Linked DNA regions of Mus musculus: regions 2, 3, 4, 5, 6 and 7 are each linked to region 1. Evidence: chromatin loops called from intact Hi-C (ENCODE). Cell type or tissue: heart. All regions are shown on one strand. Region 1 overlaps Frmd4b (FERM domain containing 4B). Region 2 overlaps Gm46970 (a long non-coding RNA gene). Region 3 holds the start of Eogt (EGF domain-specific O-linked N-acetylglucosamine (GlcNAc) transferase). Region 4 has its middle 25 kb from the start of Gm32191. Region 5 holds the start of Tmf1 (TATA element modulatory factor 1). Region 6 has its middle 9.6 kb from the start of Gm24565. Region 7 overlaps Gm46970 (a long non-coding RNA gene).

The links. A loop is a pair of places that touch in the nucleus more often than their neighbours do. Peaks named below come from ENCODE experiments on the same cell type or tissue, not always from the same donor. Only the 100,000 strongest peaks of a DNase experiment are listed, where the experiment ranks them.
Region 2: it touches region 1 in a loop (4-fold over the local background); 17 of 42 quality-filtered maps call a loop at or near these places.
Region 3: a loop joins it to region 1, with 4 times the contacts of the local background. A loop is called at or near these places in 5 of 42 quality-filtered maps.
Region 4: a loop joins it to region 1, with 6 times the contacts of the local background. A loop is called at or near these places in 36 of 42 quality-filtered maps.
Region 5: it touches region 1 in a loop (2.2-fold over the local background); 3 of 42 quality-filtered maps call a loop at or near these places.
Region 6: it touches region 1 in a loop (8-fold over the local background); 27 of 42 quality-filtered maps call a loop at or near these places.
Region 7: a loop joins it to region 1, with 5 times the contacts of the local background. A loop is called at or near these places in 38 of 42 quality-filtered maps.

The regions. Positions count from the first base shown.
Region 1 is chr6:97,414,887-97,418,886 of GRCm38, forward strand. All of the region lies in intron 3 of Frmd4b (FERM domain containing 4B), which reads right to left. Among named protein-coding and RNA genes, the nearest start is that of Frmd4b, 71 kb to the right of the region's middle. In heart, CTCF peaks have their summits at 634 and 2,268 (motif pointing left); a DNase peak (open chromatin) is centred at 2,295; H3K27ac peaks cover 399 bases.
Region 2 is chr6:97,504,016-97,508,015 of GRCm38, forward strand. Gm46970 (a long non-coding RNA gene) reads left to right here. Exons shown (of 5, transcript XR_003956336.1): 1 at 1-4,000. It also overlaps a transcript of Frmd4b not described here. Among named protein-coding and RNA genes, the nearest start is that of Gm46970, 10 kb to the left of the region's middle. In heart, no CTCF peak of the experiment used is centred here; a DNase peak (open chromatin) is centred at 2,276.
Region 3 is chr6:97,146,899-97,150,898 of GRCm38, forward strand. It overlaps Eogt (EGF domain-specific O-linked N-acetylglucosamine (GlcNAc) transferase), which reads right to left and starts at 1,988. Exons shown (of 18, transcript NM_175313.5): 1 at 1,934-1,988; 2 at 979-1,360; 3 at 497-553. In heart, CTCF peaks have their summits at 2,055 and 3,449 (motif pointing right); DNase peaks (open chromatin) are centred at 983 and 2,083; H3K4me3 peaks cover 2,213 bases; H3K27ac peaks cover 2,084 bases.
Region 4 is chr6:97,275,595-97,279,594 of GRCm38, forward strand. No RefSeq gene overlaps it. Among named protein-coding and RNA genes, the nearest start is that of Gm32191, 25 kb to the left of the region's middle. In heart, a CTCF peak has its summit at 2,497; DNase peaks (open chromatin) are centred at 957, 1,737, 2,677 and 3,457; H3K4me3 peaks cover 675 bases; H3K27ac peaks cover 2,658 bases.
Region 5 is chr6:97,177,214-97,181,213 of GRCm38, forward strand. It overlaps Tmf1 (TATA element modulatory factor 1), which reads right to left and starts at 1,911. Exons shown (of 17, transcript NM_001081111.2): 1 at 1,669-1,911. The coding sequence starts at 1,810. In heart, no CTCF peak of the experiment used is centred here; a DNase peak (open chromatin) is centred at 1,958; H3K4me3 peaks cover 2,506 bases; H3K27ac peaks cover 2,290 bases.
Region 6 is chr6:97,738,081-97,742,080 of GRCm38, forward strand. No RefSeq gene overlaps it. Among named protein-coding and RNA genes, the nearest start is that of Gm24565, 9.6 kb to the left of the region's middle. In heart, a CTCF peak has its summit at 2,262 (motif pointing left); no DNase peak of the experiment used is centred here; H3K4me3 peaks cover 242 bases; H3K27ac peaks cover 165 bases.
Region 7 is chr6:97,524,692-97,528,691 of GRCm38, forward strand. The region is part of intron 1 of Gm46970 (a long non-coding RNA gene); the gene reads left to right. It also overlaps a transcript of Frmd4b not described here. Among named protein-coding and RNA genes, the nearest start is that of Gm25852, 21 kb to the right of the region's middle. In heart, no CTCF peak of the experiment used is centred here; a DNase peak (open chromatin) is centred at 1,519.

The DNA of each region.
Region 1 (4,000 bases):
TGTGGAACAGCCATTCCAGTGGTTTCTTTACTGCCTCCCATCATATACATCAACCAAGTTGGAAGTCTTTATTTATTAATGTTACCTTTTATAGTAAATATGCAAGAAAAACGTCAGGGCTGGGAATTTGAACCCAGAGCTCTCAATGTGGGGTAAGTGATACCAGAGGACTTCCTACCTTATAGAGTATGGCGCTCAGTTTCTGTGTATTTGTTTCTATAGTTACAAGATATGGCTGCTGGGAACTGGGAACTGTCCCAAGATTTTCTTGGTGGAACTTTGGGAAAGTTTTCTTTGAATCAGTGGAAAAAAAGAAAAAAAAAAACTCAAACAAAAAGCTAAAGTTAAAGGATTATTACATTATATTTTGTCATGTTTAATGTGAGACTTACGGACACTTCAGCTTCAAAGCTGTTAAAAGATATATGTTTAAATACACGGCACATCAATTTTAACCCTTCAAGGTTCCATATAGCAGATAAGACTAACTTTGAATTCTTCCCCCTTCTCCTTTTCCTCTTCCTCCCCCCTTCTCTCCCTATTTCCTTTCCCCTTCCTCATTCTATCCTTTTCTTTGGGAGAGATATTGAAAGAGGATCTCATCGTGCAGCCAGGATGGCCTTGCACATCAATCCTGCCTCTAGAGGGTGTGAGACACCATCATGGGTGGGTATGTCCTTTATTCTTTCTTTACACAGATGTGGCATGATTTAAGATGTGTAACATGTTTCTATGAGCCTGCATAGAACCCTGTGTAGGAATGAACGAGGCGAGTTCATTCCACACACACAGCACATTGAAATTGGATTGGACACGGAAGTAGAGGCAAGCCGTAATTAAACATGGAGGAAAAGTTTAATGTAGAATTCCAGCCAGAGACTGCCCCATCTGGGCACCAAACCCAGACACTATTATGGATGCCAACAAGTGCTTGCTGACAGAAGGCTGATATAGCTGTCTCCTGAGAGGCTTTGCCAGTGCCTGACAAATAAAGAGGTGGATGCTCTCAGCCAACCATTGGACTGAGCACAAGGTCCCCAATGGAGGAGCTAGAGAAAGGACCAAAGGAGCTGAAGGAGCTTGCAGCCCCATAGGAGGAACAACAATATGAACCAACCAGTACCCCCAGAGCTCCCAACTAAACCAACAACCAAAGAGTACTCATGGAGGGACCCATGGCTACAGCTGCATATGTAGCAGAGGATGGCCTTGTTGGATATCAATGGAAGGAGAGGCCCTTGGTCCTGAGAAGGCTCGATGCCCCTACAGGGAATCAGGAGTGGGTGGGTTAGTGACGGGGACGGGGGGTGGGGGGGATGGGAAAGGGGATTTCCGGAGGGAAAACCAGGAAAGGGAATAACATTTGAAATATAAGTAAAGGAAATATCTTTTTTAAAAGCTATAAAAAATTCCGGACAGATATAGAACAAGGTGTGGGTTCTGGTTACCTCTTTGGACAGTCACAGTGGGGAGATCTGTCCTTAACCACAATAAATACTCCAAGAAGATATTTATGTCTATGTAATAGACATATACCTTTAAAGTGTGAAAGTGTGTATTAGAGATTGAACTTTTTTCTTCTGTTGGGAGTTGAATGTTTGTGTATGCTGGGCAAGAGCTCTAACATGAGCTCTACAGCTGGCTTAGATTCTGCTGTTTATCACTGAGACTGGCCTCCCTCTGCTATGAAGTTTCTGGCCTTGGATTCGACATGCAGTTCAAGTCAGCCTCAATCTCATGACCCTCCTGCCTCAGCTTCTGAAGGGCTGAGGTTGTAGGCATGTACCACCAATACATATATTAGATTTTTTTCTTCATTTTGTTTTTTAAAGTCTATTTACAGTCCTTTCATTTGAATGAAGGCTCTGAGGAATAAAAGAAAATGACCTATCTATGCCTAAATACAAAGATGCGTTGAGGCTCATTTAATGTTTTTATCTTGCTGTTTTTAAGTGTTTTAATCAATAAGTATGAACTCTAGTTAACAACAACAACAACAACAAAACAAACTAATTAAACCAACCAACCAACCAAATGATCAAAAGACAAACACTTGTAACCACAAGCCATGTTTTCTCTTTGGTTTGGATTCTATACGGTGGAAGCTCCATTGTCTACCAGAAGGGACAGCGATCCAAAGCCATTGTGTTGCAAAGCTTATATGTTGTTTCTTCATTAACAAAAGTCCCTCAGCAAAGGTTTTCCAAAATGGATGAAGGGAGGTGACAGGAAGGGCCCCTTGTGGGGAAGGAGGGCTGAGGCTGCCCTCTAGAGGCGGAAGGCCGCCCTGCACACAGAGCTGGGACGCCTATAGCAAGCCTTAGGAATTCTGCCCCTCTCTGTCAGGCAACTGCTTGACTTGGTTGGCTTGGCTGCCTTCCTTATGTAACTGTGGTCCTTCTCCAGCTTCTCTTCTGGTTCTCTGAGCTGGGACAAAGACAGTCATTGACACTGTCCCTTGCAGCCCTGCCTTCCTCTGTTCAGTTTACCACCGTCTCAAGGCTGATGTGGCACCGAGGAGGGCATGAGGACCCTGAAAGGGAGGGATCCGACGTGTTGGCTTCACGGGGCTTCACGGGGGTGGACAGAAAGCTTACGGGGTAGGGACCTTCCAAAAATATTCATCAGACAAAGAACTAGGCTTGTGACCAAGACTTTCCGAGGAGACACCCTTAGACATAAATACGTTTCCAGGCCTGTTCCCCGGAAAGGTGGAAATGGCTAAGACCTTCCATCTTACAGAAAAGACCTCCTCACACTGCTGAAAATAAACACAACCAGAGCCAGGAGACACCTTCGACAGCTGGTTGTAATCCTGACATTTCGTGTTGCCTGCTACCTGTAGGAGAGTCAGGGCAAACTGTTAAGGTTTGACTCCTGGGGTCCAAGAAGAGTATGTCGGAAAGGAGCCCACAAGTCCCAGGGTAGACAAGGAAGCTGGTGGCCAAGTCCTCAAAGAAAATCATTCATACTGTGTTTTGGTATGTGTGTGACATATGTGTTTGTGGCATATCTGCACACATGCATGCAGAGATCAGAAGAGAGCAGTGGGCATCTTGCTTTGTTTATAACTCTCGGTCTTACTTACTCCCTTGTGGCAGGGTTTGTTATTGAATCTGGAGTTAGGCTGTCAATCAGCAAATCCCAGCAATTCTTTTTTCCTTCTCCTTCCCAGGGCCGCAGACACACGGATCCAGGCTTTTTTTTTTTTTTTTTTTTAAAACGTGGATTCTAGGGATTAGAACTCAGGTCCTCATGACTGTGTTAGTAAGCTCTATTACCCAAAGAGCCCTCACTCAGCCCCTCTTTTCCTGATAGAGTTCCCTGTATGCGTGAGGCTGGCCTAGAGTTTCCGGTACACCTGTTTTCACTCTCCAGGGGCTAGGATTACAGGGACGTGGCAGCACCCTCAGATCTTTTCCCTTTCTTCGTGAAGCAAGTTTCAATGTCTGGACAAAGCACTGTGTTTAGGGCTTCTGCCTCTCCACATGATCTGGCCCCCTCTTTCCAGTGCTGACGCTGTAGTTCTAAATCCTGTCCTCCCTCCTCGGACCTCCTTCAGTGGCGGCATTGCCATCCCTGTGCCTCGAGGGGTTCACCTGTGATCTTGTCCACTCCCAGGCTGGTGCCTTCCCACTTAGCAAGAGCACAGGGTACGTTTGTTTCAAGTGATGCTTGCCTAGACTGTCACCTCCTCTCCCCTCTGTGGACGCTGTGTGTCTCGCCCAGTTCTAGAGATAATTCTGTGAGATCACACCAGTGCTGGGCAAAGCCTCTCTTACATGTGTGCCTGTGCTCTGGACTCTGCATCCTTACTTAATATGCCTGAAGCACAGAACGTAGCACCGGATCATGGGTCTCCTGTAAGGGGTTGGACTGCAGCTGCTATGTATTCAAACGCTAAATACTGTCCCCCAAGATCTATGTCCCCCATGGAGGAGATTCTCATATACACCAAATGATGCTCCTAAACCTTGCCCCCTGCCCTAAGTTATCCCTG
Region 2 (4,000 bases), 89 kb after region 1:
TGTGAAGTTTCACATTCAATTTTATACCTTTGGTATTGAGACTAGATTATTCATGTATCCACCACCCAAACCAAAGAATCAAAAAAAATCAATTTCTTTAATATTAAGGACAAAAAGCTTGGACCCTACTATTGGAAATATTAGAAATAGAAGGATCATGAATATCTTCATCTAGTATATATTGATTTGCTTTTATGAAGTTGCCAATAGTTAATCACCATAGCTTATGAATTAGGTATATCATCTTGTCAACATCATCATCATTATCATTTTCATCGACATCATCATCACCCCTGTTTTCCCAAAACTTTGTAAACCCAAAACTTAGTGAGAAATTAAGAGAGTGATGTTTTAGACCAGTGGTTCTCAACCTCCCTCATGCTGCTTTAATACAATTCCTCATGTGGTGACCCCAGACCATAAAATTATTTTGGTCGCTACTTCACAACTCTAGTTTTGCTAGTCATAAATCATACTGTAAATATCTGACACGCAGGATATCTTTTATGGGACGCCCACAGATTGAGTCAGATAGCTCAAACCCAAAATTCCACAGAGCCAGAAAGAAGGCACAAGAAAAGCCTTGTGACAGTCAGGGGTGCCTACCAAAAAGGACTGAAGCTGGGATCACCCTCTCGCCTGCTGGGTCCCTTGCTTATCACTAAGTCTACAGGGAAGCTGCACTCCATCAAGTTTGCAGGTGGGGCTGAGAGGAAGTCGAACTTGGCTTAGCAACCCACAGGAGGACCGTGGGTGCCCGTGTGCAGAAGCTGAAGTATCTCTGACAGAGCTCTTAGCTGCAAGTGAAGGAAACACAGCACTATCTAATTTAATAGAGAAAAATGTATCGACCGATAAGACCAGGCAAGGGATCAGGAGGGCAAAGGAAGCCTGTGGATGCCAAGAACCTACTTCTCTTTTGACTTGTTCCTGTTTTTGACTTGTTTTTGGTGTGTGTGTGTATATGTGTGTGTGTGTGTGTGTGTGTGTGTGTGTGTGTGTGTGTAATTTTGTTTTGTTTGGTCTTGCTGTGTGTAGTTTTGGTTTGCTTGGTTTTTTTTGTTTGTTTTTTTTTTTTTTTGATTTTGTTTTTTGTTTTTTGTTTTGCATCCGCATTCAGCCCCTTGAATGCGGTCTTTGCCGATTGTACTCACTCTGCTACAAGGTAAGCAGGATGAACAGTGTCACAAACTCATGCCCCCATTGGCTCAAACTCAGAGGGGAACCAGAGCAAGCTCCTTTCTGGCAGCTAGTAATTAAATCATGGGAGATGTGCTGACTGACAATCGTAATCATCTGATCCAGGTGAGGAAGGGGGACGTGTGTAGATGCAAGAACTGTTAGAGAGTACGGGAGTGTGGGGTGCTATGATTGACAGCCTCTTGAAGTACAACTTGATCAGTAGTAGTCTGGAGGGAATACTTGGCCCAGTCAAGCTTTCTTGTTCTCAGAAGGCACAGGGGTGCTGAGTGGCAGGAACAGCCAGCATCTTTCTTAGGGCCATTTCTTTGGAAACATAGGGATACCCCAGTGAAGGCAGTAAGCACCCCCAAACCTTGGCCTCCTTGCTCTGGGATACATCACAGCTTCTTGCTCATTCCTGTTTCTCTGTTCTTCCTTCCTTTGTACTGACAATGAAGCACCTCATGGTGATCTGCTCTCTGGCCTGGGTAAAAGGCTTGCTAGTGCCTTGGCATTCCACTGAAATATAATTTTATTTTAACCTTGTCCCTTTATGAACTGGACTTGCTCATATGCAGTATATTACTAGGAACAGTTTTTAAATTGATGTGACTTCAAATAATATGTTTGCATTTTCACTAACTTAGTTGTGTGGTACCTTGGGTATTATTAAGTCCTTCACTCTAATCCAAAGCAACAGCATTGACTCTCTCTCTCCTCCCTCTTCTTCCGCCTTCCCTTTTCCTCTTTATTGTCCCGAGATATATCAATAATATCACTTTCTTAATCTCATTGGGATCCCATGAACCCCAAAGCTTAAAACAGTATTTAGAAGGTCTCTGTTCCCTGGGAGAGCTTTTTTTTTTTTACCCTGTTTTCCATAAATTTAACACAAAAAGGCTTAAGGAGCCAAGAGCCAAAGGTGCCAAGAGTCAAAGCGTTTGCCAAGGTTGGCTTACGGCTTTTAAATGGCCAACGGCACACGCACAGTCTCTCTGGCTCGGCTTCTGCAGCTCCAGGTTCGATGAACAGTGGTTCTTGGAAAGCCCCACACTGGATTGCAGCCCACACACACGGTTTACAACTTGGTTGTCAGGATGCCAAACTGCACAGGGCTCCAACCTCCCCAGAGTTGCCGGCTGGGCTGGCTCCTCCCAGTTCTCCATCAAACTGCTAATGCTAGGAAGCGGGAGAGACTCTCCCAGTCCTGTAAATGGCTTCGCCTTATCTCCTTGGTAAAACACTTACTTGTGGAGAAAAAAAAAAAAAAAAAGAAACCAGAAACTGTGAAGCAAAGCCGCCTCCTCACTCACGACTTCCCTATCACCTCCCGCTCAAAGGAAGCTTGTTCAGCTGCTTATTGGCAGCAAATGCAGTCTGGGGCAGGTCCCCACAACAGCCGATGCGTGCCTGTGCAAACTAGCTCCTACCCATCGCCAAGAACTGCAGGTTCCAGAGCAAGTACCTGCACTTGTACATGAACATGTTGTTTGAGGGTATCTCTGAACTGTCTATGACGTGAATATGGTTTGTGGCAGATGAAGGTAACATAGATGACCAGACCCTACACAAAGCACACATAGGCATTTACCCTGTATTGGTGATTCTCAACCTTCCTAGTGCTGTGGCCCTTTAATGTAGTTCCTCCTGTTGTGGTGACCCTGAACCATAAAATTATTTGGTTGCTACTTCATAGCTTTAATTTTGCTACCATTATGAATTGTAATGCAAATATCTGATATTCAGGATACCTGGTATGTGACCCTTAGAGGTTGAGAACTACGCCCCTTATAAATCAGCAACAGGGGCCTGCTTACAAAAGGCTGTAAGAGTTAGCAGGAGAGAAAGAACATAAACACAGTCAGGGGCTCTACCAATGTAGCCATTTAGTAAAGCCAGTATTAGCTGAGTTTCTAGAACATTCTCAGTGGGGCTTAGTTTCTACGTGTTTCTCATGTTATGGGCACTTCATGGTAATGAGCCTACTTTTTAAAGGGAGGAATTTTTGTACAACATAGTCCCTAATTATATGACTCATAGTCTATATGGTATTGTACTAAAGAAGCAGAGAGAAAATTAGTTTCATCACCTTGACTTCACAAGGAATGCCATCTCAGGTAGGATGACACCCATTACATTTAATAGTCGTCTTACATGACTTTTCGGATCTGATAGCATCTCCTGGACGAGGGAGGGGGGATATTTTCCCACTCCTGTGCTGCAGCCAGTCAGAAGAAGGGCTGGGGCATGTGGCAGGCCAGCAGCATCTACCCTGGGTACAAGTGGAGGCTGGACAGTCACCTACCTCTTTTCCTTGCAAGTGGACATAACTGAGATGAAGTTCTTTCCTTTCCAAACATCAGGATTTTACTCCTGGCCATGGTAGGGCATGGGGAAGGTAGAGGTTGTAGTTGTATGACTGCAGAGTTACTGACCTAGATTAGGGGTCTACCTTTCTTCAAAGGCTCAGAATATTTTGGATCTTCCATAATTTAAAAAAAAAATGGTCTCAGTTGTAACCAGTCTACTACTGTGTCGGAAAAGCAGGTAGAGAAAATACTTACATACATGAACATGGCTACATGCCAATAACATTCATTTATCATTTAAAGGCTGTGGCTGACCCTGGACATGATTGTGAGAAACAGAGAGAGGAGATAAAACATGGAAGCAAGAAGAAGGTGAAATGAGGAGGACATTTTGGTATGGAAAGGGGCTTGGAGGCATCGCTGGCACATTCCTTTTGAAGTAACAGAACCATTCAGGATTGGAACTTAGAGTGTTCCTTTTGGCTAATGGTCTGCTGGACACTGCCGGG
Region 3 (4,000 bases), 270 kb before region 1:
AGACTGGAAGGACCACACAACTTTCAAAATCAGCCTTCACTGATGTTTATGAATACAATGCTCTGTTCAAGTTCCAGGCCTATTGGGGTCATAAGGTTAAAACAGTGATGATCATGGGAACAAATCCTTTGCCCAGTAAGTAATTAAAGGGGTTCCTTGCTTTGGAGGCCCTGAAGGCTATGTTGCTATCCCTTGTAAACCCAAGGGGCCTTGATCTAACAGTAAATTACTAGCAATTTTATAAAATTAAAAAAATGCATGGTGGGTTAGTGAGCAGGGGGAGGGAGGATGGGATAGGGAGGTTTTTAGAGGGGAAATGAGAAAAGGGGGTAAAACTTGAAATGTAAATAAAGAAAATATCTAATAAAAAATACATACTGAGTGCCAGGCAGTTGTGAGTCCCAGGACAGCCAGGGATACACAGAGAAACCCTGCCTCTGGAAAAAAAATGCATATTGATAAAAAACAATAACTGCTTAATAATGAAAATACTGACCTTTTTAGTCCTCAGAATCCCCTCCGGAAGCTGCTGATGCTTTGGCTAGCCTAAAACCTGAGAAAAATAAAGTACGTTACCTTAAGAGCATGCCACAAGAGACTAGTTACTATTTTAATATAAAGGAACAACGTAGAGAGAAAAATGACCAGCAAATCCCTAGCCAGAAGCCCGGAGATGAAGATGCGTGATTCTCCTCAGTGAATGAACACTACTAAGTCTCTCAAAGCAAAGTCAGAGCCCAGGGTCCCCTGGACATAGTAACCCACGGAGCAGACACTAGTGGTGAGCAGGAAGGAGGTAGCCCGCTTCACACCACATCACTCAATCCAGACCAACAGGATAATTAGCAGAGAAAACATTCCTAGGACCAAAGCCTGTTCCTGGTTCTCATTGCAGTAATCCTGTTCTCTGATTCCCGGGGCTGCCTGGACCAGTGCCAACCTCAGGATCACAACAGGCCACCCAGCCCTTGGACTAACCTTCTAGGTCGCGGCTTGGAGCACTAGGTCCTAAATTTCGGGTATCCAAATCCACAGCTCTGCAATGCGTTCTGCCGGTTAACAAAACTTGACCATTCATGGAAAAAAGTAACCCTTGGCCGTGGGGAAAATCTAAAGGAGCAGATCAGAAAGTTGGCTTTTGCAAGGGAGGGCATGTACCCACTTGCATATGCTGGGTGATGGTTCCCTGTGGTGCATGAAAGTACAACTTCAGGGCCTGGCAGAAAGCCTTCCCGGAGTTGAGTTCTCTGGCAAGACTTGGCAGGGATGAAAGCTTTAGTAGGTTAGGCTACCGCGTCTTTTTGCACAAAACGGTCAATCGCGCTCCACTCGTGTGTGGCTTGATTGGATTTTCACGGACCTAAAAAGAGAAGAGGAAAAAAAGGTAAAAATCTGAACGCCGTAAACCATGAGAGCTGGGGTTACTAGGACTACCACATGAATGGCTTAGGGCATTGCTGGGCAACAGAGCCAGCAGCGGACAGATGAAGTGCATCTGGGACTCAAAGACTATCAAGTCCCAAGGTAGGCAAGCAGACAGAGCTCAGACAGAGCTCGGCTGCCTGAGGCGCCGAAGTGGCAATCCTGCTGTGGCGATCCTCCGGTTGTCTGCGGAACGTCAACCCCTCCCCTGTGTAGCGGAGTCAGCCCCTCGCGCCCGGCAGCAGCCAACCCTGCCCCGGGTGCTTGGGGAAGCAGCTGTCTTAGGAGACGCTCGGCTCCCAGGTGTGCCTGGAGAAGCCACTCCGCCCCAGCATGGGGATCGAGGCAACAGGGCAGGCCTGGCTGGGCATCTCCCTAGCCTACAGCCACCGATCAACTCCTGGTAACCAGCTGAAGGCCGCGGGCTGGGATCAGAGTCCCAGAGTCAGGCTGCGGGCCCACGGGGGTGCAGGCGCCGGCCAGGAACAGGCGGGGAAGGCGCGGGGCCCACCTGCAGCTTGACTAGGGAGCGGCGGCGGCGGCAGTGGCGGCAGCTTGGGAGTAACGAGACGTCACCGCCGGCAGCCGCGAACCGGAAACCTCCGGCGCCCAAGCCGGGCCAGGGGGCGCCCGGGAGCTGCCGCGACACCTTGGCCCGGGGCTCAAGGGCGGACCGGAATGCCTTGACCACACCCAGCGACCAGAGTCTGGAAGGCACTCTTGGACACCCATCAGCCAAGGTTACGGACACCCTGTGACCCACAGCCTGATCCACTGGGGACACCCGCCTACATCCCCTCCGGGACGTGGGACACCGGGGTGCAAGTCCCTGGCTGCTCCTCCAGGCGCTTGGCAGGTCTCCAGCACCAGAGAGTAGGCAGGCAGACTACGGGACTGTTTACATATCACTCAGGGTTGTAATTTTATTGCTTTCCCATTCTGAGCAGAAGTTGCTGCCCTGATTTTCAAATGAGACTGGATGTAGTGGGACACTCTCTGGTGGGTAGTGAAAATACTGTAGATTCCAGGGAATTGTACCTGTCCATGAAGTGTCCAAGTCCAATGGCTACTCTTGTTTAATTTTTACGTTTTTGCTATTTCATGATGATTTCTAACTGCTTGTTTAGGTGATGATTACGTGTATGCATATCTCCCATTCTCTTCCATTCTTGACACCTTGCAGTTCCAGCATGCCTTCTGGAGCATGGGGGAGACAGCCATTAAATTATGATTAAAGGGTTCAAGGGCTGACAGGTGGCTTAGAGTTTTCAAAGCGCTTGTGGGAGCAAGCCTGACGACCCACGTTGAATCCTAGGATCCTACCACGAAAGGGGAGAACCCACTCCCTGACCTCGTTCTCTGACCTCCTGGATACTCACACCTTCCTATACAATACTAATAAATGAAAAAAAGGACCCAGCTTATATTAATGGTGTCAAAATAAACATGCTCAGATGCATTCAGTTCACAAGGCTTACATGTCTTATAAATTTTAAGAAGCTACTATGAGAACTGAAACCAGAACTGGTGGTACAGGCCTGCTGTTCCAGCTACTCCACAGGCTGAGTCATGGAAAAAATTTAAAAAAAATAAAAAATAAAAGGAAGTTCAAGACACCCAGACAACTTAGTGACCACGGAGATGAGTGCTATCCTAACATGTGCACGACCCCAGGTTCAATCCCCAGTAACATACAACATACACATGGGCTGGGCACTTTAGGGAAGGCCTTTCTTTAATCCTAGCTAGCACTTGGAAGGCAAAGGCAAATGGATCTCTGTAAGTTTGAGGCCAGCCTGATCTATGTCGCAAGTTCCAGACCAGCTGTGTTTTATATGTGTATGTGTTTAATATGTATATAATTTGTTTAATATATATCCTGTTCAGTATGTATTGTGTTAGCATGTCATTTACATGTGCCAAACACACATTAAAGAACAAAAGAACATTACAGTAGTTTTTAAAATGCATTTTAAAATTTTTATGTATAGGTATTTTGTGCGTGTATGCACACACGGCCAGAAGAGGGCATCAGATCTCTGGAACCGGAGTTACAGTTATTAGCTGCTATGTGTGTACTAGGACTTGAACTCAGTCCTCTGAAAGAGTACCAGTGCTCTTAACTCAGCCACTAACCACACTAGTAAGCCTGGCAAAGGCGATGGAACCAGGGCGCTTGTGTGACGTGACCACAGCACAACTTTAGGAGACTGTTTGTTTCAGCTTAGTTGGTACTCTACCGGTTTCGTTGTTTTTCAGGAAATGCAGCTTCCCATTACAGCAAAACATGTAATTATGGCTATTTTGAATCAACTTTAAAAGGAGCTTGAGGTGCAATGATATACAGTTAAAACCAAGTACATGAAGTAGGTGAAATGTTTGCTAAACACAGATTAACCTAATGGCAAAAATAAACTAATCACACTGGCATGCTATCTACATGGGGCTCTTTCAGGTACTAACATATATTAAGGAGTTATTGAGACTCATAGGAAGCAAGAAATGGAATTTTAAAATGAGACTGAGTTCTGTATTACTGTAATAGCTATTTCCAATTTCCTCAAAATATATCATTATA
Region 4 (4,000 bases), 140 kb before region 1:
TGGTCTAATGTCTAATACTCCTCTATAATTAAAAAAACGAATGCCCCCCAAACCCTCCAAAGGTCACTAACGTGGAGGCGAATCTAGAGACATCTCTGTCTGCATCAGCGCGCAGCCACATTATTAGAAGAAATAACTGCTCACCACATACTCAATTTACTAAGCTCCAAGGAGCTGGAACTGGCTGATATTTCAGAGCCAGGTTGGCAACGTGATTACAGGTACTTTTAAAGCCCCCAGTCCACACATTCTCAATAATTTACATTGCACTGTAAATGGAAGTTGATCCTTGGAGGTGGGGTTGTTGTTGTGCCAAGGAAGTAATTTATGTTGCCCTGAGCTGGAGCTCTCAGTATAAGAAACAGCATTTGCAGGATGGGCAGGTACCACACTCTGTGCAGAGCATTTCCTGTGCCGAAGCAGCTATGGTAGTGAAGGCAGTAGAAACTCAACCCCTGCCTTGAAGCCTAAGACACTGAGCCACTTTCTGACGCCTCTTTCTATCTCGTTACTCTGTTAAAAGCCATCTACACTTGCTGATCTGTTGAAGAGCACAGAAATGAGAGTCTTAACTGTTGTGTTTTATAAAACATAATATAATGCGGCAGGGGCGAGAGGGACAGTCTCGTTGGGCCCGGAGGTGTTCCCCAGAGGAATCACCACCATGTGACGGGCCAAGTGCGAACGGGAAGGGGACCTGGGAAAGGAGGGGGACAAAGAAGGACAAAGAGGGAGGAGAGAGGAAGAGGATGGCCATGAACTTGTGGGGAAGAGAGAGATGGAGAGAGGGAAAAGGGGGAGAGAGAAGAGGGGCGAGAAAGGGAGGGGGAAGAGGGGGAAGGGAAGGGGGAAGGGGAGGGGGAGGGGAGAGTTTGGCTATTAGTACCAAGCAAGCAGCTGCGCAAGCTGTTGCTAGGTAGCTGTTGGGTGGAGCCTAGAGGAATTGCCAAAACTAACCAGGGAGATCCAGACCGTTTTGAAATTGCAGCTCTATTTACTAAACCATCAGGTTGCCTGGGTGACAGGGCGATAAAATAGAGGACACACTGGGGACATGGATGCACTCCATGTAGGTTCACCCTTTGCTTGTTTCAAATTCAAACCTAACTGGGTCTTTGTCTCTGTTTGTTAAACACATCACCAGTAAACTCTACCACATGGCCAGTAAAATGACAGCCTACGGTAGAAAGCTCTGAGCCCAAATCTCTGCCAACAAGTAATAGTATGAGGGTGGGGGGATGTAGCTCAGTGGTGGAATGCCTGCCCAATATGTGTAAAGCCCTGGGTTCTGTCCCCAGCACCAGTGAATCAAGCCCGGTGGCACACACCTCTAATCCCAGCACTCAGGAGGTAGAGGCAGGAAGATTACAAGTTTAGGGTCGTTCTCTGCTACACAAGTTGGAAGCCAGCTTTGGCCATGTAAGACTCTATGTCTCCTCCTCTTCCTCCCCTCCCCTCCTCTCCCCATTCCCCCCTCTTCTATCTCCTCCCCTTCCCTCCCCCTCCACTTCCTTCCTGTCTCTGTCTCTATGTCTTTCTTTCTCTGTCTCCCTGTCTGTTTCTGTCTCTCTGTGTCTCTGTCTCCTTCTCTCTCCCTTCACACACATGACTGCGCAGAGTTAGATCCATGCCCAGCTGGCATGTGTCTCTGTGCTGCAGCCCCAGCCCCAGCATGCACGAGGCCCTGTGATCACCCCAACGCTGTGGTCCTTCTTCATATGCCCTTTAAAAGGTGACTTGCACCAGGATGCTCCTGTGTGGGGGTGATTTCCTCTGTACTTGATTATGTGACCTTTGGTGTGTCTGAGCATTTATCCTGGGCTCTCATTCTTGTATCTAAAGCAAACAAAGATGTCACTGGGCCCTCTTGTTATATGTTGGCACAGTACCAGACAGGGACAAACCATTTGTTGTTTGAAGCAAAGGAAAAACCAGTCACATCAAGCCTGTCTTTACTTAAAAAATTTAAAAAAAACCAAAAAGCAGAATTTGTGTGTATGTATAAATTAATTTTGATTTTCTAAAAGACTGTGTTTAAAAAATCTTGCCAGTTTGGCTTGTTTGACTTTTTTTTCCCCCTGAGAAAGTACTTTACTTTTTATAAACCTCTACTGTGGTCTTCAGTGACTATTAAAAATGTAAGTCTTACATTATTGATGTTTAAATTTAATGCTGTTAAATGTTACTAACTCTCTTCCTTGCAGAGTCCCATTAGAAACAATAACAAGACGTGGCTTACTTTGTCCCAAGAACTGAGGCACACGTTATTAAGAGTTAGATGTTATTGAATCCCTACATTTCTCCATGCTTCTAACCCCCCAAACAACTCCCCCAAGAGCACAGCGAGTAATCAGAAGTGTTGGGGGTTAGAAATTAGAAACTGGGCTTTCGTTAGGTTTGTTTCCTTCTCCCTGTAACCTACAGCACCTTGTTCATACAATATTGAGAATCCCGAATCCAGGGCAGCTAGGAGTGCCTGCCTGCAGTAAACCGGGACGGCCCCTAGGTGTCCTTCTTAACCAATATTGTACGCTCTGAAAGTCCAGACCCAGCCCAACGATTAGAAGAAACCTGGTCCTAGTTAGTCTAGAAGGTTCTGTCCAGATGAAGGGCTTATGCACTGAGCCGGGGCACCTCTCCGTGCCCGGGAAAGGCAGGAAGGACATTATCTGCGTGTGACACCTCACTGCACAGACTTCTCACTCGGAACTGTCCCAGCTGCCCTTGCACAGAGGAGGGTTTGCCTAATGTTAGGTCTCAAAGAAACCCAGGGCAATTGGCTACCTGAGGTGCCTATTAACATATCAAAGCTGACTCTGGCTACCTCTCAGTAGCCTGTGGCTTCTCCCTGAACTTCTCGCCCCTCCCCCTCTCCTTCCCCTAAACCTCTGTAGCCCGCGGATTGGGCTTTCCTTCCCCCAGCCTCTGATCGCTATATAACTCAGCCATTTTAGTTACATGCCCTCTTAGTATCTTGGTTCCTCTCTTGGATCGCTTGCCACTCCTTTCCTCTCTCGCCTCCCATCCCCGACCGTGGCCCAGTTCAGTCTGGACCCTTCCAGATGCCTTTGGCTGTCCTCTCCCTCACACCTACAACAAAACCTTCTCTCCTCAGCCAAACCCTAGGAGTGGTCTTGGCCTCATTTTCCAGTCGCCTAGGAATCTCAGGTCTACAGGACACACTTCCCATACTGAATGGTTTTGTTCTCAGCTCTGTCTAAAATTTTCCCAGGATGCCTGAGAGATAAATTCTTAAAAAAAAAAAAAAAAATTGGCACTTAGAACTCTTTTCCAAATTTAACTGCCTGCCCTCTTGTTTTTTTTTTCCCCCCTCTCTCTAAATCTTTTGCTTGTTTGCTTTCTTATGTGTGCAGAAAAGGCAGTGACTTGTCTTGGAGCCAACAGCATGACCTGACGCAGCATGAGTTAGGGAGGTGCCAGGGTGTCTGATTTAAGGTGGTACTCACTCTTGAATACTCACAGGTATAATTTGCCCTGACCTTGCCGGACAGCTGAGGGGGGAGGAGGAGGTGGAAAACACCCATTCAGGTCTCTAGTGTAGCCTACCTGTCCGTGCACTCTGAACGGAAGGAACTCACACTTCACAAAGGCTGTCTCTGGAACCCCGCCTTAAGTGCCTCTAACTACACACCGGGCACAAGACTAACATCCAAGAGCTTTGGGCTGGGATTAACTGTGGTGGCCTTGCTGTGAGGATTAAATGAGGGGGGAAAATTCTAGGAGCTGGGGGCAGGAATCAACCCTCAGCTGGGATGTTTATTTCAGTACTGTTATTTGAGTGGCTAAATGAATGCACCTCGGGTCTGGGGCTAGGGAGATGACTCAATCGGTAAAGCAACTGCCCCCTGACAGTGAGGAGCTCAGGTTGGATCTTGAAAAGGCAGAGAAGGCCAAGTGACAGAGCTGCACGTCTGTATTCCAGTAGTCGGCTACACATTTGTAATCTAGTGGTCCTACAGTGAGCTGTGAGGCAGAGACA
Region 5 (4,000 bases), 240 kb before region 1:
CCAGGCCAAAGCAAGTATGCTAGCCCCTCGGAATACATGCTTAAAGTAGTGATCAAGGCTGTACAGCCAGTGTGAAATCCCAGGCACATGGCTCATCTCACAAAGACAGTTCAAATCTTCACTAACAGGCACATGCAGTCACAGCACTATCCAGCCACACGCTCATTTTATTCTTGTAACATTATAAACTAAACAGACAGCAATGCTCAAAACTTAACCTGAGATAATAGAGACAGTCTTTTTCAAAAATCATAATTAAACTGATGAGAACAGTGAGTTCTAGTGAATGAATTCACTTTTATGTACTTAATGACCAGTCTGCAAGTTCCCCTCTCTTAAACCCCAAATTATTTTTTCCACATTTTTTAAGATAGCAAAATTACCAAAACTCTGCAATTAGAAGCTTATGGAAAGGGTACACAGACTTCCTGAGGAAGAAAAAAAAAAAAAAAACAACTCAAGAAGCCCTTTAATAAAATCTGCCTCTTAACGTGATTCCACAGCTATGAGGAATGAAGAGTGTTGGGGAAACTGAACTGGGAACAGAGTTTTACATTTATTTGTTCAGTGTGTGAAACCAGAAAACAAAGCTTAAGGCAAGATTAGGTCTTCGAGGTAGCTAATTAGCATCCTCACGGATACCAGGGTTTAACTTTGCCTCTTGAAAAATGTGGTACAAAATTATAGTAACCACACATCCACTTAAACTATTCCTATTCTTCAGACCCATGTTGTTTTGTAATCTAAAACACAACAGATGATCAATGAAAATAGCATTCAAGAAAGCATATTCCATTTCAGACAACCTGCCCTCTAAAATAAATTATACAGCACTATCCATGTCTCAGATTTCGCCCGGGGCGGGGGATAATGAGTATCTTTTTATTTGAAACATCTGATCTTAAGTTTAGTAACTCCAGCTCTGGGGTCCAACCACAAAAAGGCGAGCTTCCCAATAGCAAGGTGCCACAGAGAATGAAATAAGATCACGATATATCTACAGTCATACATAAACTACGTTATCAATGATTCAACTTAGGTCCCGAGTTTTCAACAATGTACATCTAAAACCAGAAACCACAGTTAACTTTCATCCAAAGGTTTGCCCCAGTGTCTGTTGCTACACACGAAAAGTGCTCCAGACTCCCTTAGACGTAAAGACACAAGCAACCGAATAATCCTGGAAAGAGTAATTTCAGTTCATCTGAAAGATCTGGTGCTGCAAAAAGGGCTACAGTTGGGAACTCTTGGAGCACAAATTCTCTTGGGACTCTGCCCCGTACAGACTGTGCCTCACCTGGAGAAAGTTATGCATTCTGAGTTTCGGTTAGCTCCTCTGTAGAACACGGGGTCTACCATCCCTGACTCGGGTTGTTTTGAGACGGTGAACTTTTTGTAAACAAAGTCTTTTGTGTTCCTTAAACGCTTCCCGCGGGGCTCCGGGACTGGGGATTTACAAGGCTCGGACCTAGGGCGCCAAGGCGGAAGACGCCTAGCAATTGGGGATCTGGGGCTGTGCTCCTGACTCTGTAGTCAGGGGCCTGGGGCCAGGACCAGAGCTCGAGCTGACACCTGAGGTCAGCAGGACCCGCACCGGGGCCGAGGCGTGCGGGACTGGGGTCCGACAGCAGGCAGGCAGGCAGGCGCGACACCCCGGGACCCGCTTACCCGGCTCGCCGTACGGGATGGCCTCGGCCCAGGCGCTCGGCTCCTCCTCCTGGATGTCCAGGACCCTGTCGATGGACTTCTGGGCCTGGGACAGGGCCTGCTTGGCGAAGCTGGACAACTGCGAGGCATTGAACCAGCTCATGGCCCCTCCTCAGCGCCGGCTCCGGCCGGCTCCGGCGGCCTCAGCGGCGGCCCCGGCCCCACCGCCTCCCGCGGCCGCGCGGCGCTGCGAGCCTTCCGCACAGCTGAGCCGGGCCCCGCCGCGCATGCGCCGCCCTTCCACGTACACAACCACCAGATCCGGGAGCCGAGTTCCGCCCAGACGGAAGGACGGAGGCGGTAGCGTGAAGCCACATCCGGGAGCGGAGCGGAGCCCTTAGTTACCAGCCGCCTCTGGGCTTCATGGCCGTTCTCAACTGAGGGACGCGATCTGCGCCGAGGCCCAGACCTCCGGGAGCGACCAGAGCCGCGTGTGCCTCGCTATAATCCCGGCGGCTAGGCCTCACACTTATTAATCTTGGTACTCAAAAAGTAGTTGGCCAGTTCTCGCCTGGCCTGGATGTCTATGCCTGACTTGATGGGCACGGTCCCCAGGTCCTGGAACATTAACAGATGAAACCACCTCCCTCTCAACCTAATTCTGTCATCTGAATGGCGTTCATCAGCACACTCCTATGTTAAGAGGTGGGGCTTTAAGGAACTTTCTGGGTCACGAGATGACTGTGACACCCACGGGAAAGAGATGAATGCCCTATTAAGAGGTGCCTACGCCCTCTCAAGCATAACATACCAAGGTCACGCCAGCCATGAACTAGAAATAGATGGCTCTCATCAGCTGTGCTCGTCTTGGACCTCCCAGTCACAAGAACAGTAAAAATCAAGTTTCTGTAGCCTATGAGCCAGCCACTTTATGGCAGTTTGTAACAGCGGTTTGGATGGGTTAAGCCACTTGGCAAGCAATAAAATATTAACCCATCAGTACATACTGTGCACACTGCCTAAAAGATACAGCTTGTATGCTCTCTTTCCCACACTTGGTCATGGGAGAAAATTTAAAGTCGATGGCCTTCCTTGTCCAGTCAGCAGCTGTTTGGTTTGGTTCTAATAATGCTAAAGAAAAATTTTCTACCAGCATTTAAAGGCTAAATTTAATTCAAGCATTAGCCCTTTGTGAAAAGAGACTCCTACCCTACACAAAGAACCACGGGTACTTAAGGAATGCCGAAGCTAGGAATGGGGTAAATCTTCCCCTGGGAAGGTTACACACTACCAAATGAGCAGCCCCGAAATCATCATACAGACTGAGGGTTGTACTAATTAATGCATTTGAGAACGCATATGTATACACACTTATATACTTAACAGTTAATAAAAGAGACTTAATTTGAGAGAGAGCAATAGAGGTCTATGAAAAAGTTTAGAGGGACGGAAGGGAAAGGGGAAATGTAATTTTATCCCCCAAAACATTCCCTAGGACTACCAGAACTACTAACAGGATGGCTTAAAATGACAGAAATGCTTTTGTGGTTTGGAGCCAGAAGTCTGAAGTTGTTCACTGGAGCTGTCCTCCCTCTGAAATCTTCATGGAGAATGCACCATGCTTCTCCTAGCTTCAAGTCTGCAGTCAATCCTTTTGTTCCCTGGGTACAGGTACAGCACTCCATTGTCTAATCTTCCTCCCACATCCCTCTCACCTCTTCTAATAGGGATGCCTACCTTATCAGATTGGGTCCTCTGTATTATATCTGCAATGACTCTATTCTAATTAAGGAAGGGAGGGAGGGAGGGAGGGAGGGAGGGAGGGAGGGAGGGAGGGAGGGAGGGTTAGTTGCATCCTAAAGGGCTTAAGAGCCCTATTCTGGTTCAGAGCTGGCATTTGGTAGTATGTACATTCTGTTTTAAAGGGCAATGGCACCATCCTTAGACCTCTTAATAGGGTGCTAATCCTTTTTCCACGGGTGTCACCTAGTGACAAAGAATGACTGAACTAAAATTTCCTTTGACAATTATTTTCACACAATTTTCCATGTATCTGCCAACTCATTCTAAGAGCTCTGTACAACACATTATCTGCCTGCTCCCTGAGTATCTGTTTTGCACTGCAAGAAGCTAAGCTATAAGACTTTTCCTTAACAACAAAAAATTTCATATCCATGGCAAGTTATCTTCCAGTAACTTTATCCCACAGTATTGCAATTTTGAGCATGTTAATGACAGACTTGTGGCTAGAGGATGCTTCTGTTGAACCCAGGTCCTAGTTCTTCGAAGATCTATGTGTACCTGAAAAGAACGAAGTGGGGAGTGGGGGTTGTCACAGAAGGAAATCCAGAAG
Region 6 (4,000 bases), 320 kb after region 1:
TGTGGGATGAGGTACACATACCTGTTCATGTACATGTGTGCACGCATGTAGAGGCTACAGGTAAGCACTGGGTATCTTTTATTGCTCTCTACCTTGTTTTCTGAGGCAAGTCTCTCACTGAACCTGGAGCTTGTGGATTTGGCTAGGCCAGCTGACCGAGTATGTGCAGGGATCAGCTGTCTCCGATCCCCACCCCCCCAGCCCAGCCCTGGGGTCACAACTGCTGCAGCACTGAACTTTTACATGGTTTCTAGGTTTTGAACTCAGGTCCTGGTGCCTGAGAGGGAAACCCTTGACGAGCTAAGCCATGTTCCCCAGACATTCAGGCGTTTGTTATTTATTTGTTTTGTTACCTAACTATCTATTTTGAAAGTTAGATTGTACCTTCTTGCCCAATTTCTCTCACCTCCACATTTCCAAACAAAAACGTAAGAACGACACCATCTTTACAGTTATTCCTGTGGCTCTCAAGGTAGGCCCTGATTAATGTGTCTTGTCTGCTTGTCTTGGTGGCCTTTGGCAAATGGCTCCATTGCACTAAACTTTGGTGTCCTTGCATGTAAAATGGGGATTAGAAGGCATGCTAAAGCTAAGCTTTGGCCCCTTAGTGAGGCTCCAGTGACTCCCCATGTCCTGAAATGAGTTTTAAGTCTTTGTTCATGCTTTCTCGGCCCAGAAGATCTCTCTGCTTCCCCATCCGTTCATCCTTTCCCATACAACAGGCCAACTCTGAGTCCCACTGCAATGACTCCATCACCCAGCTCTTCTCACTGTCTCCACAGTTTCATTTGCTGCTGCCCAGCCTCGAATGAGCCTGCAGATCCATGAGCCACGAGTCCCTCAAGGGTTAATAAGGCCACAGTGCCTTTCTAGACCTCTGTACTCTGCATCTTCCTCACCTTGCTGTCCTTGCTCTGCAGCAGAGGTCATCTGAGTCTTTTCAGAAACTTGTGGCACATTTATCCCCATGTCCTCAGGCAGGGTGCCAGGTCTGGGGAGGCAGAGTCCTCGATTTCCTACTCCTCCTTACTCTCTGCCTGATATGGTTGCTGAGTGAAATGGCATCGTTTTATGACATGCATGTACATTGGATATGCAACATTATACATAGGCACAGCTCCTGAGATATGGTTGATCTAAATAATAAAGACAGAAGACAGTATGAAAAAAAAAATGTCAAAACAGTTTAATATTCAAAGAAAACACAGCTGGGATTCCAACCAGAATAAACAGAGTGAGGATTCTGAATTCTCTCTTAACCACTAACATCTTTACCTTCTCTTGTTTTTCTTTTTAATAAAGAAGAGAAAATGTTACCTTTTAATAAAGAAGAGAAAATGTTACCTTTTAATAAAGAAGAGAAAATGTTACCTTTAGGCATGGTCTCAGTGTGTAGTCCTGGCTGGTCTGGGACTCTCTATGTAGACCAGGCTGGCCTTGAATTTGCAGTCATGCTCCTGCCTCTGCCTCCTTGGTAAGGAGATTGCAGGCAGGTGCATCTCACCTCAGTTTTTAATTTTATTTTTATCTGTTTGTTAGTTCTTAAAGGAAAGATTAAGGAGATTTGTGGCAGAAACACTCCAATTTTTGTTTGGCACACAAGTCAATTGAATTGAAATAATAACAAAATCGATTGGGGATGTTATTGAAGATTCGTGCCTGTAAAAGAATTGAGAGAATGCCTCTGTTCAATCAGCTTTAAAAAGAAAAAAAGCTGTTCTTAGGGTTGGTCAGCTGGCTATGCTGTAAAGTGACTGCCATAAAACAAGGAGGACCTGAGTTCAATTCCAAGCACACAATAAAAAAGCAACAGTGTGTGCCCTGCCAGCCGAGTCAGCTCTGGGGGAGACAATACAGCAGGATGCCTGGGACTCGCTGCTCAGCTAGCCCAACCAAGTCACTCTAGTTCAGTGAAAGGCTCTGACTCAAAAAATAAAGAGAAAGAGTGATAAAAGACACACACACACACACACACACACACACACGAATAAAACTATTCTCATCTGTACAAATTAATCTATATTGCCAAAAAATAATACTGACTTATTGAAATCAATTTGGGATATTTAGAGAATCAGTTGAAGATAATCATTTTATTTTTCTTTTCCAAAGGATTGAACCAGCTGCTTCTGTAGTAATAAGAAATAAGCGATGCCTAATTATTTTTTTGACTTGAATTTGCTGCGGGGGAAGGGAAAAGGCAAAAAGTTAAAAAACCCTTTGTCAGACACTGCCACCTGCTGGCATACTTTCCAAAGTGCAACTTCATTCTCAGCGCAACTAATTCGTTGCTCCAAATTCCAGTTATTAAAACTCCTGTAAAAATTACAGGAATTGAAATTAGCATTACATTTGAATACTATTTAGTTCTAAATAAAATCAAATCTACCAAAAATGTTGAATGTACTTTCTGTAATGCAAAAATACCATTTTCATATTTTTAATTTTTCTAGTTTTCCATTAAAAAATTATCCCTATCATTTACCCATCTTCATGAGATTAAATTAGCAAAATCTAACAGCCTGGAGGCCTGCCCTACCGACGGTTTACTAGATGAGGGCTAAATTACTTTAATTTTCTTGGTCAAGTGCCCCTCACAGCGCTGGCTCTTCACGCCATGTGGACTTAATAAAAGCTGACAAGTGAGACCGGAGCCGAGGCTGTTCAGCACGGGAAGTGTTGCTGAATGCAGAGCCTGGTGATTCAGACACTGTCGGTAGCAGCTCCCGCCTTTGTGGACATTCATTCATTAAACAGGAAACTTTGAAGGTCATTCCTATGGAAGTGCAGACAGAAGATCAGAACCTGGGACGGTGAGAAAGGATCTTCAGGCTCTTCTTCAGGAAGAGCCAAGAGTCATGTGCGTTCTCTGAACTACCGCTTTCCCGTCGTTCCTGAGTTGGAAAGCAAGTTCTCTTGGTTTCTCTTGATTAACAAGGCTTCGCTAGCATTGTGTGCGCTACCACGCCTGGAGTTAATTGTCCTCAGGGCAGCTTTCTCCATCAGTGTTCTCTGAGTTACACTGGCCTCTGGAGGAATGACTTGGCCTCAGGCGCTGTGGCTCAGTAGTGTGAGTTCCATCGTGCCCAGCTCCTCCGTGAGAGTGGTGGGAGTGCTGGCTCCATGATCAGCCTCTTAACACAGAGACAAAGATTGCTTCTGTGAGCTCCCTGATAATATATGGTTGTATGTCTCACGTGGCTATATATGTTTTTGTCTCCAAAGCACCCCTAAGCTTTCGTGGGAATTTTCGAGTGGTAACTGGGAAGATGGCTCTGTCAGTGAAGTGTTCTTTTCATAAACATGAAGACCTGAGTTCTTTCCCCAGAACCCACATAAAATTGCTCCACGTGGTGGGGCAAGCTTGTGACCTCAACACAAAGGAGGCAGAGACAGTCGATGAGGGGCTCAGCCGCCAGACATTCCGGCCTAACTGTCAAGGTCCGGGAGCTGTGCTAATAAAGACACTAACCTAAAGGAGTTGGGAGGGGACGTTTCTGAGGATGGTACCCAGGACTGCCCTCTGGCCGGGACACGAACACACACGTACACACACGTGCACGCTGTTAAAGATCTGAAGGGGGGCACTGCATGGTTGTGGGGTTGAATGAAGGTAGGCAAAGTTGCAGGTGCCGAGTGCCTGATTCCCACATAGGTTAATTTCTGTGAAAGGATTAGAAGAGAGGGCAAAACTATTAGCAAAACAAGATGGTGACTATGATCTGGATCTGGGAATGTGATCGTTGTGGTCCACCTAGAGGCTGGCAACCTCTTTCTTAGCTGGTCTCCAGTAGCTCCTGTAATTACCCTGCTAATGTTCTTGCCTGTTATGGAAACCACAGTGCTTCATTTGCCTGGGGGGAAGTGGGCTGTGACCTTCGAGTCCATCAAGGTTTTACCAACAGCCCTTCACTACCAACAGAATAAAATGCTTCTATGTCAGTCAAGGACTTGTAGCCCAGAGTTTAGAGGGCACATCTTCAGTAAAGTAACAGAGAGC
Region 7 (4,000 bases), 110 kb after region 1:
CCATGTCCTGAAGCCAGTTCTGGAAGCATGCTCTGCCCCCAGCTCAGCGCACTGGCCATGGGGGGAAAGTTCACTCCTTAATGCTCCATTTGTAAATTAAATTCTGGTCCTGGGGCCGAGCTGTCAGATCTCACAGCTGAATTCTTGGGACTCGAGTGTACATGGCTGCCTTTGTCTTCATCTTTCACTGTAGCACCTACGGGTACTATAAATGTCTGGTAATTATACTATCAAATTCCCAGCCCCACACAATCTTTGCAGTGGCAGCAGTGGCCACACAAATGAGCCATAGGAGATGGGTGTTAAGAGTAAGTCACCAGAGACTCTAATTCCAATTAAGGCAAGAAGCGGGGCCCCACTTCACCTCAGAAGCCATGTCTAGTAACTGTGCCATCGTGCCTCTGATTCTGAAATACTAAGGATGTGCTCAGCATTCAATAGAAACAGGGCTGTCAGATGCTAGAGAGGCTAAAAGTCCACCATCGCAGCTGCTTCTCATACCTGACATAGATTTTGCTGGAAGCACACCACACACACACACACACACACACACACACACACACACACACACACACGGTTTTTTCAGCACTTCATTCACAGAATCTGCTAGTACCATGGACTTGATAATTAAAATGAGATATGTGTCATATGACAGTATCAGGAATCCAGAAGGTAAGCCACAGGGTGACCCAGGTTTGGACCTGTGACCAGGGATGCAGCAGCAGCCCTGTTTCAATTATGTGTGGTACCTGAGTCGGGCATCATGGGGAAGCTGTAGTAAAAATAGCTGGGGCTATCGAGACATACATTTTACTGCGGGTCAGAAAAAAACAAAACACCAGTTTCTTGAGACATGTCCTTGAATTCCAGGGCCTCCCACCTCAGGCTCCCCAGGGGTGGGTTTACTTGTCAGTGCCACCATATATGACCCATGTTCTCTCTCTCTCTCTCTCTCTCTCTCTGCTCATGCATGTGTGGTCCCCGTAGAAGGTTAGAGAAATTAAATCAAATCACCAGAGAAGGTTCAAAACATGGAAGAAACTTACATGATAACCTTCAAGGCGAAATTTCCCAGTCATGTTAACTAATAGCCTTTTGATTAGTAATGTCTGCCTGAATCAGGAAGGGATCCTGAGACCATTTTGAGTTCTGTGACCAAGGGATGCTGTGGGAGATTGATGATGTCTGTCCTGGCATGGAAAGGGAGGGTGGCTGCCTCACTTTAGGCATATCAGTTCTAGTCAGGCCTGGGACTCTGACCATGGTTCTCAGAAGTTTCCTCAGAGTGGCCAACCAGGCCTGACAGGCAAGCAGAAGCTCAAACCAGAGAAGGTAGTGCAGTTCTAGCCGTGTCTGAGGAATTTCTCCTCAGTGGCCACCTGTGAGGTCCACGAGGTGCTCCTGGAGCCTGCAATGACAGAAAGGCCTTGTCCCTAGGAGAAATATGGCTGAGAACCCCTCAGGGTTCAGATTCAAGGCCGGGGTTGGGGGTGGGTCTGAAAGTGAGGCGGTTTCGAGGGCTCCTAAACCTCTTTTTATGCATTCCTTGAACGTTAGTAATGTATACTTGAAAACACCAGCCAGCCTCAGGTGTGTAGAGGGCACTTGGTGAATGTTTGGTCAGGATAGGAAAGGACCAGGGTAGCGCTGGGTGCGGCACGACTGACCCCTAGTGGTGGACCTAGAGAATTCCTATTTAAAAGTCTTCAAAAAGCCTGTTAGAAAGTGTGGCTAACCCGACTCAGGATTTCATGAAAGAAGGGTCTAGGGATAAAATAACTAAGAAAAAGTTTACATTATGTAATATGTATACATTCTATCCTCTTTTTTTGGCAATTCACCCACGTTTTCTAAATGTCTGAAAGTTCTTGCAATTAAAGTAATTTAAATTCCCTTTAACACTCCAGTTTGCTTGAACATAGCTACGATTGCTCTTTCTTAAGCTCTCTTCCCACTATGTAACATACAGATCCTTGGAGGAAGGAAAGCCTGTGCATTCCTGCTTTCCCTTCAGTACGGAGACTTCAGGGAGATGTAGCTTTCCTCTACCAAGCTCCCTGCCAAAGCCGCTGCAAACCTGTGGTTTTTGGTAAGCAGCCTTCCGTTGTTTGCCATCATGACTGTAGTTAAGGAGAACGCTAAATTTTAAAACTATGTTAATTAGTAATCAAATTAAATGAAATGTTAAAGACTCTTCTTCCAGCTTGAAACAAAGTGCTTGTCGGCCTCAGGTTAGAAGCTGTGCTGCTGAAAGCCGAATTCCTTCCGGGCCTTCCTTCTAGTTCTCCAGATAAAGCCTAGAAGTAGGAACACCTGAATGAAGGGTTCACGTAGCCTACGATGCTTCCTGCTTCCTGCTTCCTGCTTCCGAGTCAGGGTTAGTGAAGCACAGTGGCCAGGTGGTTGGCAGCTACAGAGCCACTTCCCTCCTGAAGACCAGCTCTGCCTTTCTCCCAGTGACTCCTGATATGGAGCTACCCACAGTCCTTAATATCGATTCTGTGAGAAGAGTTTGGATATCAAACCCAGTGGGCATTTAGACTTCCCTGCGATATCCCATCCACAGCTGGTCAGAGAGCTGAGAATTAAGTGGTTGTTCAGGGTTCAAGCCCCGAATAGTCTGTTTCTATTAATCTTACCCTACCCCAAGGCTACCCCTTCCCCAAGGCAAAGGGGAAGAATGGTGGAAAAGGGGACAGAAAGACTATGAGTCAGGGTTACAAGCCAGTCAAAATTCCAGGCATGAAGTGAGGACAGGCTCCTGATACCCAGTCCTAGACGAGGAGCTTCCTGCAGGTGCTGGCTGCCGGGGAAGGAAGAGTCCATTTCCTTCAGGGGCGTAGCCTCTGGAAGGTTGACTGTCTCTTAGTGAGGCAGTTCTCAATCTGTGGCTCATGACTGCTTTGAGGGGTCGCCAAAGACCATCAGAAAACAGAGATATTTACATTACAATTCATAAGACTAGCAGCATTGTAGTTATGAAGTTGCCACCAAAATTTTATGTTTGAAGGTCACCGTGCCATGAAGCACTGTATTAAAGCATTCGGAAGGCTCAGAACCAGGGCACTGGTGGATGGCCCCACGCCTGTGCACATATGGACGGCAGTAGTTGGACTCAGCGAGTTATTTAAAAAGAACAAGAGGACATTAGTGTTGAAAGGGGCAGTGTTGGGGAGATCAGATTTAAAAAAAGAGAAAGAAGGGAAAGGGTCTGATATGATCAAGCTACATTGTACACACCTATGAAATTGTCAAAGAACAAACAAAATCACTAAATCTCAATCATTAACTTTGTTCGCCTGTTCATTAGGCCTAAGCTAGTTACATGTTTAACTGTGAATTAGATAGATGGATAGATAGATAGATAGATAGATAAATTGGGGCAACTGTGAAATGAATGAATGAATGAATGAATGAATGAATAAATAAATAAATAAATAAATAAATAAATAAATTGGGGCTAGAGAGATGCCCATGCCACACACTACCACTTGCCCTTCCGGGAGACCTGGGTTTGACTTCCAGCACCCACATGGTAGTTCACAACTATCCCAGGGAACTCCAGTCCCAAGGACTCTCAAGTTCTCTTCTGGCCTCTGTGGGCACCAGGTATGCACTAGGTGCGCAGACATGCATACAGGCAAAACTCCCTATATATACACAAAGATTTTTTTTTTAAAGAAAAGAAATTCACAAGTAGAATGCTTGTACAAAATTTGAGCAACACATAGGCAACTCATCTAAAGCACAGAACAGGTGCTACTTTTAAATCTTTTTCCTTTTTCTTTTCTTTTTAGTTTATTTATTTATTTTTCTTTAGGAAGAGAACCCCTATAGAATGGAAGTATCCTGTCACCTTTGGGCCATTTCACTTTTATTTCAACGTGGAAGAATAAGTGTGTTCTTTCATCTTCATCAGCGGCAATGCAGATGGTTGGAAGGTCGTGGTAACGTGCTTTCTACTCCCTCCCCGTGGACACCTCAGAGTGGGCTCACGGCT